2 separate regions of the Homo sapiens genome follow, and region 2 is linked to region 1. A link is a loop called in an ENCODE intact Hi-C map of the cell type or tissue named here. Cell type or tissue: CD14-positive monocyte. All regions are shown on one strand. Links, peaks and the distances in the headings refer to the core of each region. The heading gives the core; the rest is flanking DNA.

Region 1 (4,000 bases), core at 1-4,000:
TCTGGGAATTAGCACTCTTGTTTTCCCACTTTTTCTAGATGAGGCAACTGAGGGACAGAGAGGTTAAGTACAGCATGCCTCTTCCTCTAAGAAGGAAACCAAGTCTAAAGAGGGGAAGCAGCTCCCTCAAAGTCACTCAGTGAGGCAGGGGCAGAGCTGGGACCACAATCTGGTCTGCACACTCCAAGGCCTGTGCTCCTGTGGTGACATCAAACTGACTCCGTGGGAAACGACACCCTTTCCCCTTCAGGACTCACTTCCTCCATCTATGAAGAGGGAAGAAACAGCCTCCCCTCCTTGCTGCTGCCCTGGAGATGGCTTCTGGGAAATGCTCTCTCTCTCTCAGGGAAGTGGGGAGCAAAGCAACCAGCATGTCACGGGGACGCAGGAACAGCGGGCATAGGCCTGCCTCAGGGGCTTGGAGGCCATGCCAACAGGCCGGAGTGTGTGCACTCACAGGGCTGCCCAGGCCCACACCACATGCATCAGTACAGGACATCCTGCCCTGCTGCAGACCTACACGCCCCCACCATGTGCCCACCCGCGTGCTCGGCCCCCAGAGCCTCAGCGTCCCCCAGGCTTTGAGCATGCACCTCGGCATCCTGTGGCCACGTCTCCATAGGTCCGGTCTGGACACTGGCGGATGGCTGCAGCGCTGCACATCAGGCCACCAAAGCCTTCCCGACAGGGGCACTGCCCTGTGAACTGCGTGGGGAGAGCACCGTCAGTGGACCCTGCCTCACAGCCTCTGCCTTACCCTGGTGTCAGGGACTGTGTCCTAGATTCCTGGTCCACAGGTAGAATCCAGGGCTCATGGCCACCTCCAGAGCTGCTGTGCCCACAAAACAAGGGCTCCCACTCAGAGATGAGCCTTGAAGTCAAGGCCCAGCATAGGCCCTTCAGAAGGTGTGGTGCATATGGTATTACTGACGGCCAAGAGCCACAGAGGGAGGGACATCTGGTGACTTCCCCAAATGAGAACGGGGACAGAAGACGCCCAGTCTGACAGGGGAGAGGCCTAGAAGGGCAGCATGGAGGGGCAGCAGAGAGGCTGGTGCTCAGGACCCCCCTCCCACTGAGGGGGCCCCCGGACCACCCTCACTTCGTACCTGGTTGCACTGTGGGCTGAGGGAGTTGTGCGGGTCGCAGGCACACGGTTCACAGCCCTGGCCACTGGCCAGCTTCCAGTGGTAGGGAGCACACTGGTCACATTTGGGACCCACCACGTTGGGCAGACAAAGGCAGCGCCCACTCTCCTCGTCACACGGCATGTCCCTCCGGGACCCCAGGATGTTGCAGTCACAGCCTGCAGGAGGAGAGCTGCTGAGCTCAGGCAGACGCTCCATGAAAAACTCACCCCCAGAGGACACACATCCAGGGAGGGGCGCTGCCTGGGAAAAGAACTGGGCAGGGCCCTTCCCTGCAGATGACATGGCTGACTCACAGGACCCCTGCGCTGTCCCACCAGTTCCAGCCACCTGGCAGCTCAGCCGCCTGCCTGCCCACCCTCCATCTGGCTGACTCAGTCCCACCTTCCAACTCGGACGTGTGCTGCCACCTGCTGGAGGCCAGTGGCACAGCATCTGGCGCTGGGTAAGAGGGCAAGAAGTCCGGACTCCTGGCAAAGGCCCGGGCATACCCCCTCTGTCTACCCTGCAGTGGGATTTCCTCTGAAGAGAGCACAGTGAGCAGGGCAAGCCGTGGGTCTGGTGGCCCCATGCAGCCCACCCCACGTCATGCTGGGCCAAGCCCCCTACTCACGGTGGCAGCCCTGCGGGTTGGCGTAGGTGAGTCCAGTGAAGCCCGGCTTGCATAGGTCACAGCGCTCTCCCTGCACATGCTCCTTGCACACACACTGCCCGGTCACTGGGTCACAGGGAGCCCCTGGCACTGCCCCATCCGGATCACACTCGCAGGCTGAGAGACAACAGCAGCCACCGCAGTAGGAACAAAGAAAAGTAGAGTTCAGAGCAGATTCCAGGAGCCAGGCTGCCTGGTTCAAATCCTTGTTCCACCACTGGATTTCAAATTCACAGCCTTAGTCAAGTTACTTAATCCCTCTGTGCCTCAATTTCCTTGTCTATAAAATAAAAATAATGATACAGCCTTCATAGGCTTCTTATGAGAAATAAATTAGTAAATGGCTGTGCGCGGTGGCTCATGCCTGTAATCCCAGCACTTTGGGAGGCCGAGGCAGGTGGATCACCTGAGGTCAGGAGTTCGAGACCAACCTGACCAACATGGTGAAACCCTGTCTCTACTAAAAATACAAAATTAGCCAGGCACGGTGGCGCATGCCTGTAATGCCAGCTACCAGGAGGCTGAGGCAGAAGAATCACTTGAACCTGGGAGGCGGAGGTTGCAGTAAGCTGAGATGGCGCCATTGCACTCCAGCCTGGGCAACAAGAGCGAAACCATCTCCATTAAAAAAGAGAGAGAGAGAGAGAGAAAGAAATGAGTAAACATAAAGCAGGGGGAGCATATTTGGCACATGCTAAGTACTATAGAAGCGGTTTTGTTGTCATTACTTACTGAGCAACTACTCTGTGCCAACCACTGAACTGGGAACTGTCATATGTTGCCTCATGTAATCTTCATGATAATCCTGGAGATTATTATTCTCATTGTACAGAGGAGGAAACCGAGGCTCAGATATGTCAAATAACTTATTCAAGTTCTCATTACAAGTTCATGCAAGAAACAGGGATCAAACTCAGTTCTGTCTCACTCTTCCCAGAAACAAACATCAACAGAAAGTGACTCAGCTTTCCCCAACCCCCACTCCCTGACTTCTTTCAGACCTTTCAAAATGTAAGACCCCTTCATCCAGAAAGTCTTTTCTGACTAAACCTGCCCGAATCTGATTGCTTCAGTCCAGGCAGCCCTCTCCTATATGAAGTCGCTGGCTCTTGTGTGCATGTTAAGCTGCCTCTGCCTGTTGCCTCCCATTACATTCACAAACACTCCCTGAGCATCAGTTATTTTCCAGTCAGTGTGCTAGGGCTAGAGGATGTGAGAAATAATCCTCGCCATGGAGGAGTTCTCGATGTTGGGAGAAATAGAAAATTAAATCACAAACCTCATTACAACATGGTAAAGGCAATCATATACATACGGAAAAGGTGCTTTCATCCCTCTTCTGCAGGTGTATACAGTTTATATTGCCAAACAGTGTGTGTGTTCCCTGATGGCACAAACTGTATCTTATGTTTACTTTTTTCTTCCCTATGCCCCAAATAAAGCCTAACTCTTGATTGATTGTCTGATTGATGGTCCAGAGAGGTTAAGTGACTTGCTCAGTAATAGCTAAATTAAAATAATCTCCCACAAATCCTGACTCACAGCCAAGTTTTCATGCTCCCTGAGGGCCTTGGTGTGCCCAGGAACATGTACTCTATTGTACCCAGAGGAGATGGGGAGTAACAGACAAATGACACTCTGGGACTCCGGAGCCTCTACTCACAGATGCAGGTCTCCTGAATGGAAGCTCCCGGGCGCCGGTTCCGGAAATAGTGCAGCTGACACCGCTCACAGTTCTTGCCTTCGGTGTGGTCCCGGCAATTGTCACACACACCTCCATATGCCCCCTGGCTGGCGGCAAACACAGCGGGGTCAAAGTGACATGTCTCTGAGTGCCCATTGCAGTCGCACCCTGGAAAAAGAGAGTCCCAGGGCTGACATCTGACCCACACCTTTGCTATCTACAGAGCATGCTCCACAAAAGCTCACTGGCATCTGTAACAACTCTGCAAGATGATCAAGGCAGGGAAGTGGGGAAACTGAGGGCAAGGGAGGTTTGTATAACTTATTTAAGGTTACATGACCAATAAGAAAGCAGAGGAGAATAAGAACTCAGCCTTCCTGATTCTTACTGTTGGAATAAACCCAAGAACAGTGGCCATGTTGGGCCAAAGAAAGAGCCCTTTGAATGCTCTATCCCCAACCCTCCCACTGCCAACACTGGTCTCCTCCTGGGTCACTGCCTGTCTCCAGGATGAGA
Region 2 (11,489 bases), core at 3,186-7,185, 46 kb after region 1:
CCTCGTGATCCACCCGCCTCAGCCTCCCAAAGTGCTGGGATTACAGACGTGAGCCACAAGTCTTGGTGATTTTTCACATTGGAGAGGTGATGGAGAGCAAGGAGGAAAAGATGGCTCCTTGACTTCAAACCTGAGCTGCTAGGTGAATGGTGCAGCTTAGGTTAAGAAAGATGGTTACAAGTTTATGGGGTAGAAATATTGAATTTGGCTTTAGACACAGTAATTCTGATACCTGCAAGACATCCAAGTCAAAATGTAGAATAGGTAGAGGGATACACAGGTCTAGAGCTCAGACTTGTAGGTCATCTGTGTAGAAGCAGCAATGGAAGCCCTGGCAGTAAATTAAATCACTGAAGAGAGCATGTGGAATAAGAAAAGGGGCTCCAGGACTGAGTCCTGAGAAATGCTGACATTTGTAGGTTAGATAAAGAGGACAATTGAGATAAAGATCCTGAGTTTTGTCCAGAATAGGGTAAGAGGAAAACCAGCAGAATATGGTATCGTGGAAGCAAAGGAGAAATGTGTTTCTAGAAGGGAGTGGTCAGCAATTCCTAGGCATGGGATGAATAAGTGATTATTGATACAACTGCTTATTATCTGGCTCCTACTTACTGCTTCCTGCTCATTTTCTGCCATTTCCCAAAATCCATCCTTTATGATTTAACACCAACTTGTCTAACTTCTCTTGGACCATGTGATGCTTTATCTTTCATCCTCCCTTTTCACATGCAGTCCCATCTCATTCAAGGCCTCCCCATGCCCTGAACAACACCCTGTCCCAGAACCACCTGGTGAACACCATCCATCCTTTAACATCCCAAGCCTCTCAGGAATCATTTACCCTTAGGCCTTCTTTGACTACCTCCTCCCCAAAGGGCATCAATACCTGTCTCATTCTGTGCTTTTTGTTCATCTGGTATAAATTTCTATTACGGTGCCTTTCCCAATATACAATAATAACTCGTTTACAGTCTGTGTCCTCTACTTCACTATAAGCTTCTTGAGGGCAAATGCAGTTTGTATTCTGCATTTTTTTTTTTTTTTTGAAACAGAGTCTTGCTCTGTCACCAGGCTGGAGTACAGAGGCATGATCTCGGCTCACTGCAACCTCCACCTCCTGGGTTCAAGTGATTCTCCTGCTTCAGCCTCCCATGTAACTGGGATTACAGGCATGTGCCACCACACCCGGCTAATTTTTGTATTTTTAGTAGAGACAGGGTTTCATCATGTTGCCCAGGATGGTCTTGATCTCCCAGCCTCCTGATCCGCCCGTCTTGTCCTCCCAAAGTGCTGGGATTACAGGTGTGAGCCATCACACATTCTGCTTCCTATAACTATGCTTAACACAGTGTCAGGTACATGGCTGGCTTCAACAAATATTTTTGGACCTTACTAGAAGCTACCTAAATGTCACCTAAGGAATGCAAATGTCCCGGGCTGGGATAAAGCATCATGGAAATTGCCGACGTAGAGCAAGAGGCAAAGACAATTGAATAATAACAGCCATCATTTAATGATTGCTTCATTTGTGCCAGAAACTGCCTAAGTCCCTTACAGAGCTCTATCTCATTCACTCTTCATCATATCTGTTTCATAGGGGCTTATCATCATCACCACACCCCATTTAATAGGGGCTATCATAACTCTCACTTCACAGATACGGAAGTAGAAGTTATAGAAGTTAAGTCACTTGCCCAAGGTCAGGCCTTAGCAAATGGAGGAGTCAGGATTTGGAGGAACCCAGGTTTGCTTGACTTTAGAGCCCTATACCCTTAAGACCAATTGGCATTTGAGCTTGGGGAAAATTCCTTGTGCTGACTCAAACTTGTAAAGTATATTGTTTAATCTGGAAGTGGTATGTAGGCAGCAGGGTGCAGGTAATTCTAACCACACCACCCATGGCTATTCAAGGCTTCCAGCACAGTCTGCATGCCCCAGCAGCTGGTGGCTCTGCTTGACCAAAAGTTATGAAGGACAAAAGCAGAATGCCTATAAAGTCTGTTCCTTTGCCTTGATTTGTACCACGGGCAGGCTGGAGGGTGCCCAGAGTGAGCCAATGGCTACAATGTCAGACACTAAGTTGGGAGTGGAAGTGAAAGGTGAGGAGACCAGAGTGGAGGAAACTAAGCCAAGTTGCCAGGTCTTGGGCAATTTCAACACCAAGGCTCTGAGCCAAGGACAGGCTACTGTGCTTGAAATAACTTCCCAAGAGAGCCTTAACTGGTCACTTTGCCCTCTCTATCTCAGCACTGACTTTTAGGTCAATGTAACTAATATTGATTAGCCTCCTATTCTATGTTAACACCATGAAAGATACAAAGCTTTTGTCTTCCACAGAGCTGAGGCAAGCCCACAGGAAACAATGACAGAGTTGTACAAAACGGTAATCCATCCAGTGCCAGCCTGTAGAGTACAAGCCCCAAAGGCAACTGAAATTCACAGAAAGGAGAGATCAAGGTGTGCTGCCATGGGCAGTGGTAGCTTCTTGGAGCACAGGAAATTGAACTTGACCTCAAGGAAGAAAGGAAGACAAAGTAGAAAGAGGACAGCATTTCAGGTAGAAACAACTGTGTGAGCAAAAATAAATGAAGCAGCAGCAATGCGAATGAATTGTTTCTTGGCCTGTGAAGAAACCTCTCTGTGGAGCAAAGGGCTATTGTGGGAGAAGAACAGGAGAAGATCGGACCATAGAGAGCCTGAATTCCAAGAATACTAAATCAAGCAAATTCAACATGCAGGATCCAGGAGTCCATTATGTGGGCAATGAGAAATGATCTTGGCCTTTAAACAGGCAGTTGACAATAAAAAATTAAATTTTAGGAAGATTCATTTGGTGGTAGTGTTTAAGATGGATTAGAGGAGAAAGGATTAAAAGCAAAAAAACTGTCCCCTCAAAAACCTGAATGCTTCTTTAAGCATCTACTAAAAGTTGGACTGCATTCAAAAACAAACAAACAAACAAACAAAAAACAGTCCCTTCCCTGCCAGGCTTCACAGTCCATGGAAAAGCCATTCATTAATCCCATAGTTACCCATTAAGGACCTATTATGTGCTAAGAATTATACTGGGCACTGGGGACACAGTGAGGAGCAAACCAAAGTCCCTATCCTCATGAAGCCTATCCTCCAACGCACATGGAAGACAATATAAAACCACACCATTAAGTACATCCACATAGAATCAGGTAACCAAGTGCTATGAAGAAAAAGAAAGTAGGGCACTGGGTGGAGAGTGGTGGGATGCAGTAGTCAGGGAAGGCCTCTCCAAATAACTTCCATGATATTTCAAGCCCAGAGAACAAATGAAACGGAGATGTCACTGCTAGAAATAAGGATATTGAGAAGAAGACTTAGCTTGTAAGAGTATAGAGAAGGTAAGGAGTCTTGTTTTAAGTGTGTCAAGCTGTGATAATAGCAGTGTATCCACACAGAAATATTTAGACTCTAGAACTCTAGTCTATAAGACCAGAGGAGACAGTGGCTACACATATAAATTTCAGTGTCTTCCACTGATATCCGAGTGATAAGCAACTTCCTTTCTAAAACTATGAAAGTAACTAAGGGTCTAAAAAAAATTTCTAGTGCGGTAGTCTTAAAACTACAAATAGTTTTGTCATATCTCCTATGATGACTCCCTCCCTTCAGCTGCCTGGAGCCCCAGGGGTGGGCAGTGACTTTGTGTAGGCAGCAAGCAGCCGGTAACAAAATAATAATTATTATTGTTATTATTATATTATAATAATTGTAACAATAACAATTATTATTGAAGCTCATTTACAACTAACCATCCAAAAGACCTCTTTCCCCTGTGTCTTCAATCCCCAAGGCAGAGGGGTAGGGACAGTTCTATCCCTCCTCTGCACTTAACCCTTGAAACACATGCACCCCTTTGTGACTTTACCCTCTGCAGATGGCTCTGAATGTCTTAATGTCTGAGAGAAAGGGATTTAGAAAGCAAAATATAAAAATTTTAAACTAGTCCTTCCTACCTTCCTAGAAGTGGCAAGAGTTAAATGTTGAGATAGACTCAAGGGTAGGATGACTATTTCAGTTTGCCTGGAAGTGTTTCAGTTTGCCTGGAAGTATCTCAGTTTTAGTGCTCAGTTTTAGCAGGAGTCCTGCATTTCAGAGAACCCCTCAACCCTGAGCAAAATAAGATGGTTGGTCACCCTATGGCTTGGTTTGACCATCATCGCTATAACCTGTATCTTACCTGCATGCATGACACAACACAGTGCTTTACTTCCCTAAAAATGACATCAGCCCCACTAAAATATATGTTTAGTTTCCAAGCCCTACCTAGTCACCTTCTACCCTAGGAGCCAGGTTCTCTTTTCCCACCCAGACAGAGGAGCTGCACTCAGAAATTCCTAGACATGAGTTAACACTGGATTCCTTAGCCTTCTACTCCCATCATCTCCTGCTCAGCCCCAGCTACCACCTAAACTAGGAAGATCAAGTCTACCAGTGACCTCCGTCCATGGCACTTGCTGCCCCTCCTCTGTCCAGCTCTTACCAATATAGCTGCTGGAACCTGGAGGTCAAAGTCAAATTATCAAAAAAAGGAACTGAGCTGGTGATGTGCACTAACACAGCAAATCACAGGAAAGGGGAACCCCAGGTAAATTACAGCCTTCTGACCTAGGAAGACGTGTGGTTTGCGTCTCTGAGTTACAGAAACACAGGAAATGCTTACTGGACCAGTCAATTTCAGAATTTTGGGTCCCAAGCTAGGCTGACTCACCTTCAGAATGGAAACCACGTGACAGCCCTTATATCAGGGCACACATCACATGCTCTTCCAGAAGTCAATGGGTTTGGAACCCTCACAGATATTGGGAAAGCTCACTAATCATTTCTGCCAGTTATCAGAGGTTGCTCTGAAACTATAAGGAAGATTCAAAGAAAATGCCAAGACTGATATTAAACTTGGCAGGAACCCTTGTTACAGAATTTTCCTGCCTGACAAGGTTAAAAGAACAATAAGCAGGAAACACAGTCCTCCAGGAATAATCAATTCTATTTGGCCCCTGGTCACCTTCACTCAGACTAAATTCTAAAACATAGAATTTCAAATAAGCTATTTAGATAACCTTGACCATTCTCCACACACAAGCCCTTGCCTGAACTATTAATAGTCAAGGCAAAGGGTAGTTGTTATTGCTGCCTTTTTAAACTGAATCATCTGAGAAATTGCTTCAGACCCCCAAAGAAAGATTACTGTTAACAATTCAAAAACTAAAATATTTGATCCCTGAGACAGCCTTTTCCCCCGACCCGCCCTTCAGGGCTCAGTCCGACCGACTGCAAAGGCTGTTGCAAGATTGCATCACTGACCTTTGCAATTTTCTGGCCAGTTTGATTTCCCCTTCTTTCCCCTGCCCCCTCCCTTTCTCTGCTTAAAGGCCTTTGGCCAATTTGCCTCTCCTTTTCCCCAAGTTTGCTAACCCTTTGGCCAATTTGCCTCTCTTTTTCCCCAAGTTTGCTAACTCTAGCATATCCATAACCAAAGCCAAACTAGAACGCTCCCTCAGCCCCAGGTGATTACAGCTAACCCTGGTCAAAATCAATCCTACATCTTCACACGTCCAAGAGTACTCACACTCTGGATTCTTACCTAAGCTGTCTACTACACGCCCTTCTGCCCACAAACTGCTTCAAAGCTGAAGTTGAGCTGGAGCAGTGAAGTTGTACCCCCAAACCCAGGAGGGTGGCAGAGAATTATTGAGGAGAGCATGAAATACTTCCATTCTAAAATGGCAGATGAACTTCTACCAACAGCCCCTTCCATACTTGACCCCCTACCCCCAAGCTCCCAACTCCACTTCTCAAGTGGAAGTGAGAACAATTTGAATTTGAAGGCTCTTCCCTGATACACGGAAGTACATAAGGAAACAGCTCGCAGGCAAAGAGACTAATCTCTCTCTCTTTCTCTCTCTCTCTCTCTCTCTCTCTCTCTCTCACACACACACACACACACACACACACACCTCTGTGCATAAAAGCACCATCAATGAATAGTTTTCTATCAACTGACTCTAGTTATACATGCATGTACCTCTAAATAAAACCAACCAGGCAGGAAAGAAACAATATTAGCACATATTGCTTTATCCAAGCGTAACCTGTTCTGTCCTGTTACCCAGATCCTTCCCCCTTGCCTTCTCCTCTCTGATCCATTGCCACACACGTGGGAAGGTGACAACCCTTCCGAATAAAAATGAAAGCTTTCTTCTTTAGATGGAACCCCCAAATTCCCTCATTATTTATAATGTCAGGCTGTCCTGGACAAGGGAAGCTGTGCACCCGCTGACACCAGTAAGAAGGTTGCCGCCATGTCAGAGATGTCCGCGGACACCTCCCTGGGCTCCGGGTCCTCCCCTGCGCTCGCCTGGAGTGGGACCTTCGCGTGCACACTGGCCTTCCCACGCGCCCCGCTGCGATGGCACCCGCGCCGGGCCCCCTAGCTCACACAGTCGGAGCGTGCTCAGCGCGTGGCCACCTCCTGCCAGGTCCCAGCCGGGTTCCACCCCCTCCTTTTCCCCTCCTCTTCTTCCTCCCCCTCCGAGTTCCCCTGGCTCTGACCGCGCTGGCCTGGGCCGGAGAGCCCAGGAGGCGTGTCTCAGAGAAAAGATATAAGCGGCCCCCGGACGCTAAAGCGGTGCCAGCGGCGGAGTCTCCAACTGGGAGAGCTGCAGCTGCCGAGAGGAGGAGAACGCTGAGGTCGGTCGGACCAACGGACGCGCTGACCGCTGCCAACTGCAGCTCGCGCTGCCTCCTGCTCGCGCCGTGCCACTAAGGTAGTCCGCCTTTCTATGAGCCCTCCCCAAGATTAGCTGGGTGCGGGGTGGTGGGAGCCGTTCTTTGGTGGCTGAAGCCCCTCTCCTGCTGCTCCTCCTGCAGGTCATTCCCGCCTCCGAGAGCCCAGAGCCGAGATGGAAACGGTCCAGGAGCTGATCCCCCTGGCCAAGGAGATGATGGCCCAGAAGCGCAAGGGGAAGATGGTGAAGCTGTACGTGCTGGGCAGCGTGCTGGCCCTCTTCGGCGTGGTGCTCGGCCTGATGGAGACTGTGTGCAGCCCCTTCACGGCCGCCAGACGTCTGCGGGACCAGGAGGCAGCCGTGGCGGAGCTGCAGGCCGCCCTGGAGCGACAGGCTCTCCAGAAGCAAGCCCTGCAGGAGAAAGGCAAGCAGCAGGACACGGTCCTCGGCGGCCGGGCCCTGTCCAACCGGCAGCACGCCTCCTAGGAACTGTGGGAGACCAGCGGAGTGGGAGGGAGACGCAGTAGACAGAGACAGACCGAGAGAGGAATGGAGAGACAGAGGGGGCGCGCGCACAGGAGCCTGACTCCGCTGGGAGAGTGCAGGAGCACGTGCTGTTTTTTATTTGGACTTAACTTCAGAGAAACCGCTGACATCTAGAACTGACCTACCACAAGCATCCACCAAAGGAGTTTGGGATTGAGTTTTGCTGCTGTGCAGCACTGCATTGTCATGACATTTCCAACACTGTGTGAATTATCTAAATGCGTCTACCATTTTGCACTAGGGAGGAAGGATAAATGCTTTTTATGTTATTATTATTAATTATTACAATGACCACCATTTTGCATTTTGAAATAAAAAAACTTTTTATACCATATCTCATGTAATTCCTGAGAGGTGTGGTGTCCTGGGGTGGGAAGCAGGGAGGGTGAGCAGGTGGGCGATGGTGATGGGTTCTTACCTGAGCACTGCAGAGGGAGCAGCTTCCTGAGGGTCAGACACTTGCTTCACACCTAGGAACTGTGTAATAAGTTACTACATGCATATAAGTCTGTTGAGGACTTGTTTTTCCTTCTTGTTAGGGGTGGGAAGAGAGAAAATTTTATAACTTCCGTGAGATTTAGCATTTTAACATCAAAAGGTAGATCAACTTCTGAGCTACAGTGAGTAGGAGATAACTGATTAATTCTAAGGCAGAAAAGCTCTTTGTTCCTTACACCTGTGCACCAGAGGTTCCCATGGCTGATACCTTTTTCTTCCCAACTATATTTTAGACAGACAGACAGAGAGAAGGAAAGAAAATGAAGGAGGGAGGTCTGGAGGTGAAGGGAAGGAAAGAAAGGAAAAACTATCTACCTGGCAGGAAAAGAGATAAGCTCCCAAGAACACCAAAGCAGATGATGAGTCTAGCTCTACCCAGCCTTCCTCCCCACGAATCCAGATCATAGTAAGAAACTCTGGGCTAGAAAGAGAAAAAAACCGGTTGTTACATATCTGAGTCCTCCTCCTCCAGTGTACAGAGCTTCATCTGTAGTAATAGCTAATTCAGTGACTCTATAGGGCTCAGCAAAACAAATTTTAAACTTTAAAGAAGTAGCCAGGAGCCAGAGGCATGGCCTTGATGCTAGTCTCCTCACATTTTTCATGTCACCTGTCCTAATCAGGTACTGACACTTTACTCCTTTCATCAACAGCTATGCATTTTTGCCAAACATATCACTGGCTCACACCATTGCCTCTGCTCAGACTCTCTCCTTCGTCCAATGCCCTACACACATCTCCATTTCATTTCTGCCAACTCAATTCCTACCAAGTGTTCCTGGCCCTGATCAAAAGCCATCTCTTTCTGAAATCTATTCTTATCACTCCCAAAGGAAAAAAGCAATCAGAATGTGGTAAGATTAATCAAGGAAAAGAAACATATTTGGAGTTTTAAAGGAAAAGAATGTCAGTGGCACCATGGCTCTCCCAGTTTCCAAAATGGGAAATTCAGCCCTATACCAAGGCAGAGCCTCACTTTCAATGTCCAAGAAACTTCCTAGGAACTGACTCAATTTTATCCTTCCTGCTGGTCTTCCAAAATGCCTCTTTTATTAATTACTCCTTTACCCATTCAGTTACCACCTTGTCTGGCTCTCAACCGCTCAAGCCACCCCCTGCACCTTCTAGCACATTCACCCTAAACAATCCCTTGTCAGACTGTCTTCCTTTAATATCTTTCATTCTGCTGCTCCTGAACTCAAAAACATCTGAGACTAAAACTCTTATGCCAGGTTTCAGTGCCTCTGTGATGTGCTTCCATCACAGCTGGCCGTCTTGCCTGATTTGTCAGGGTGCCTAGCATGAACCCTGGTCCTTGCCTGTTTCCTTCTGGTTTTCTGCACCTTCATTTACATTACTCTTCCAACCCGAATTTCCAACCCGAATGTCCTCCCACCCACTACCTCCACATCTTCTGAAACCACATACCTCAAATTCTCCAAGGAAGGTATGATTTCAAATACAGGTATTTTGCCCATTGTCAAAATACATGTAAAATTGTGTGCTCTGATTTTTGAGATGGAGTCTTGCTCTGTCACCAGGCTGGAGTGCAGTGGCACAATCTTGGCTCACTGCAACCTCTGCCTCCTGGGTTCAAGCGATTCCACTGCCTCAGCCTCCCGAGTAGCTGGGACTACAGGCGTGTACCACCATGCCCAGCTAATTTTTTGTATTTTGGTAGAGATGGGGTTTCACCATGTTGGCCAGGATGGTCTCAATCTCCTGACCTCATGATCCGCCTGCCTCAGCCTCCCAAAGTACTGGGATTACATGATTTTTTATTTAGAGGGTAACGCCTATGTTTTGAAAGGTTGCCTATACATAAAAAAATAAAGTTCCCTAAATATATAAGTATGCCTATATGTTTTTGTGTAGAAGGAAATTCCCCATGCCTATTTATATTCAAATTACCCAACCCAATCAAATCCGAGCTATTGAAATCTCTGTTCTCACTGGTCTTCTCAATTCTCTGAGTTCTTATAGGCCGTACAGCCTGAATCTCATACCACATCACTCAGTAATGGGCTTTTTTTCTTCCAGTTGTTCTGTGGGCTTGGTCATGTCTCTTACAGTATAATCTTCTTGAAGTAAAGGACCATGTCTTCTTCAGTGTTCACAGAAATCATTAGGTCCTAGGCAAATAGTAGGTTCTTAATAAATACTTGATTGTTTAATCATTTATGAGGCTAGAGCAGTGATTGTAAATGAAAGGAGAAGCAATTTTGTCCCTCCAGAGAACATTTGACAGTCTAAAGACATTTCTGGTGTCTGGGTGAGGGGAGGGGGCAGGACTGCAAGCATCTAGAGGGTAGAAGTCAGTGGGCTGTTAAACATGTTCTAATGCACAGGACAGCCCCCAACACAAAGAATTCTCCATTCCAAAATGTCAATAGGGCAGAAGTTGAAAAATTCTGGGTTAGAGGAAAGTAAGGAAAAAGGATTTGCTTAATAATTTCAGAATCGAAGTTATGAGGTGGTCTCACAAGGCTCTGTCTGGTTACAATCAAACATGTTCCTCCCCCAACACAGGAACAAAAATTGTCTTTTTTCCTATGCTGCTTGGTAATTTTACCAACAACCTAGGAGAGGTAGCAGAAGGTATACTTATCAGTTCTGTTGGTGACACAGAGCTGAGACAGCACAGTCAGAACTCAAAACAACTCAATAGGCTGGAACCACGCATCGAAGAAAAACCAACTGAAACCGAATAGGGAAAAAGATACAGTACAGAATTCAGATCCAAAAAACCAATTGCACAACCACAGAATTTGAAAGACATATTCTAGCAGCAGATCATGTGAAAAAGATCTAGAGTTTTTTGAAATTTTTAATTGACTCATTATAATTGTACATATTTATGGAGTACAATTTGATGTTTCCATACATGAACACATTGTATAATGATCAAATCAAGGTATTTAGCATAGCCATTGCCTCATGCATTTATCATTTCCTTGTGGTGAGAACATTCAAAAGCTTCTCTTCTAGCTATTTTGTAATATACAATACCTTACTGTTAACCATGGTCACCCTACTGTGCAAAAGAACTCCAGAACTCTTCCTCCTAATTGAAACTTTGTACCCCTTGACCAGCCTCTCCTCATCCTCCCCTCCCCTATCTCCCCCCAAGTCTCTGTTAACCACACTGATCTACTCTATACTTCTATAAGATCAGTAAATATACACATATATATATATATTCCACATTTAAGTGAGATCATGTGCTATTGGCTATTCGTCTTTCTGTGTCTGGCTTATTTCACTTAACATAACATCCAGGTTCATCCATTTTGTCTCAGATGACAGGATATCATTGTTTTCCATCGTTGAATAGTATTCCATTGTATACATATACCACATGTTCTTTATCCTTTCATCCACTGCTGGCAACTTAGGTTGATTTCAAGTCTTGGCTATTGTAAACAGTGCTGCAACAAATATGGGAGTACAGATATCTCTATATACCCACCAGTGGGAATGCTGGATCTTATGGTGGTTTTACTTTTAATCTTTTAGGAACCTCCATGCTGTTTTCCATTCCATTAGGAGCTGTGCTAATTTACATTCCCACCAACAGGGTATAAGCATTCCCTTTTCTCTACATCCTCACCAACACTTGCTTTCTTTTGTCTTTTGGTAAGAGCTATTCTAACTATAGTGAAGTAGTATTTAATTGTGGTTTTG

What was found. A loop is a pair of places that touch in the nucleus more often than their neighbours do. Peaks named below come from ENCODE experiments on the same cell type or tissue, not always from the same donor. Only the 100,000 strongest peaks of a DNase experiment are listed, where the experiment ranks them.
Region 2: a loop joins it to region 1, with 1.8 times the contacts of the local background. A loop is called at or near these places in 16 of 110 quality-filtered maps.

What each region holds. Positions count from the first base shown.
Region 1 is chr1:209,626,274-209,630,273 of GRCh38, forward strand. LAMB3 (laminin subunit beta 3) reads right to left here. Exons shown (of 23, transcript NM_000228.3): 10 at 3,464-3,652; 11 at 1,762-1,917; 12 at 1,110-1,306; 13 at 594-705. Among named protein-coding and RNA genes, the nearest start is that of MIR4260, 4.8 kb to the left of the region's middle. RefSeq lists enhancers at 3,075-3,576, 3,577-4,000. In CD14-positive monocyte, for the core only: CTCF peaks have their summits at 1,557 (motif pointing left) and 1,758; DNase peaks (open chromatin) are centred at 228, 958 and 1,538; H3K27ac peaks cover 988 bases; H3K27me3 peaks cover 636 bases.
Region 2 is chr1:209,668,750-209,680,238 of GRCh38, forward strand. G0S2 (G0/G1 switch 2) reads left to right here and starts at 6,663. Exons shown (of 2, transcript NM_015714.4): 1 at 6,663-6,800; 2 at 6,904-7,641. The coding sequence starts at 6,936. The coding sequence ends at 7,247. The region is part of intron 1 of HSD11B1-AS1 (HSD11B1 antisense RNA 1); the gene reads right to left. RefSeq lists enhancers at 4,255-4,494, 6,775-7,623. In CD14-positive monocyte, for the core only: no CTCF peak of the experiment used is centred there; DNase peaks (open chromatin) are centred at 4,692, 5,332, 5,852 and 6,692; H3K4me3 peaks cover 2,299 bases; H3K27ac peaks cover 3,329 bases; H3K27me3 peaks cover 629 bases.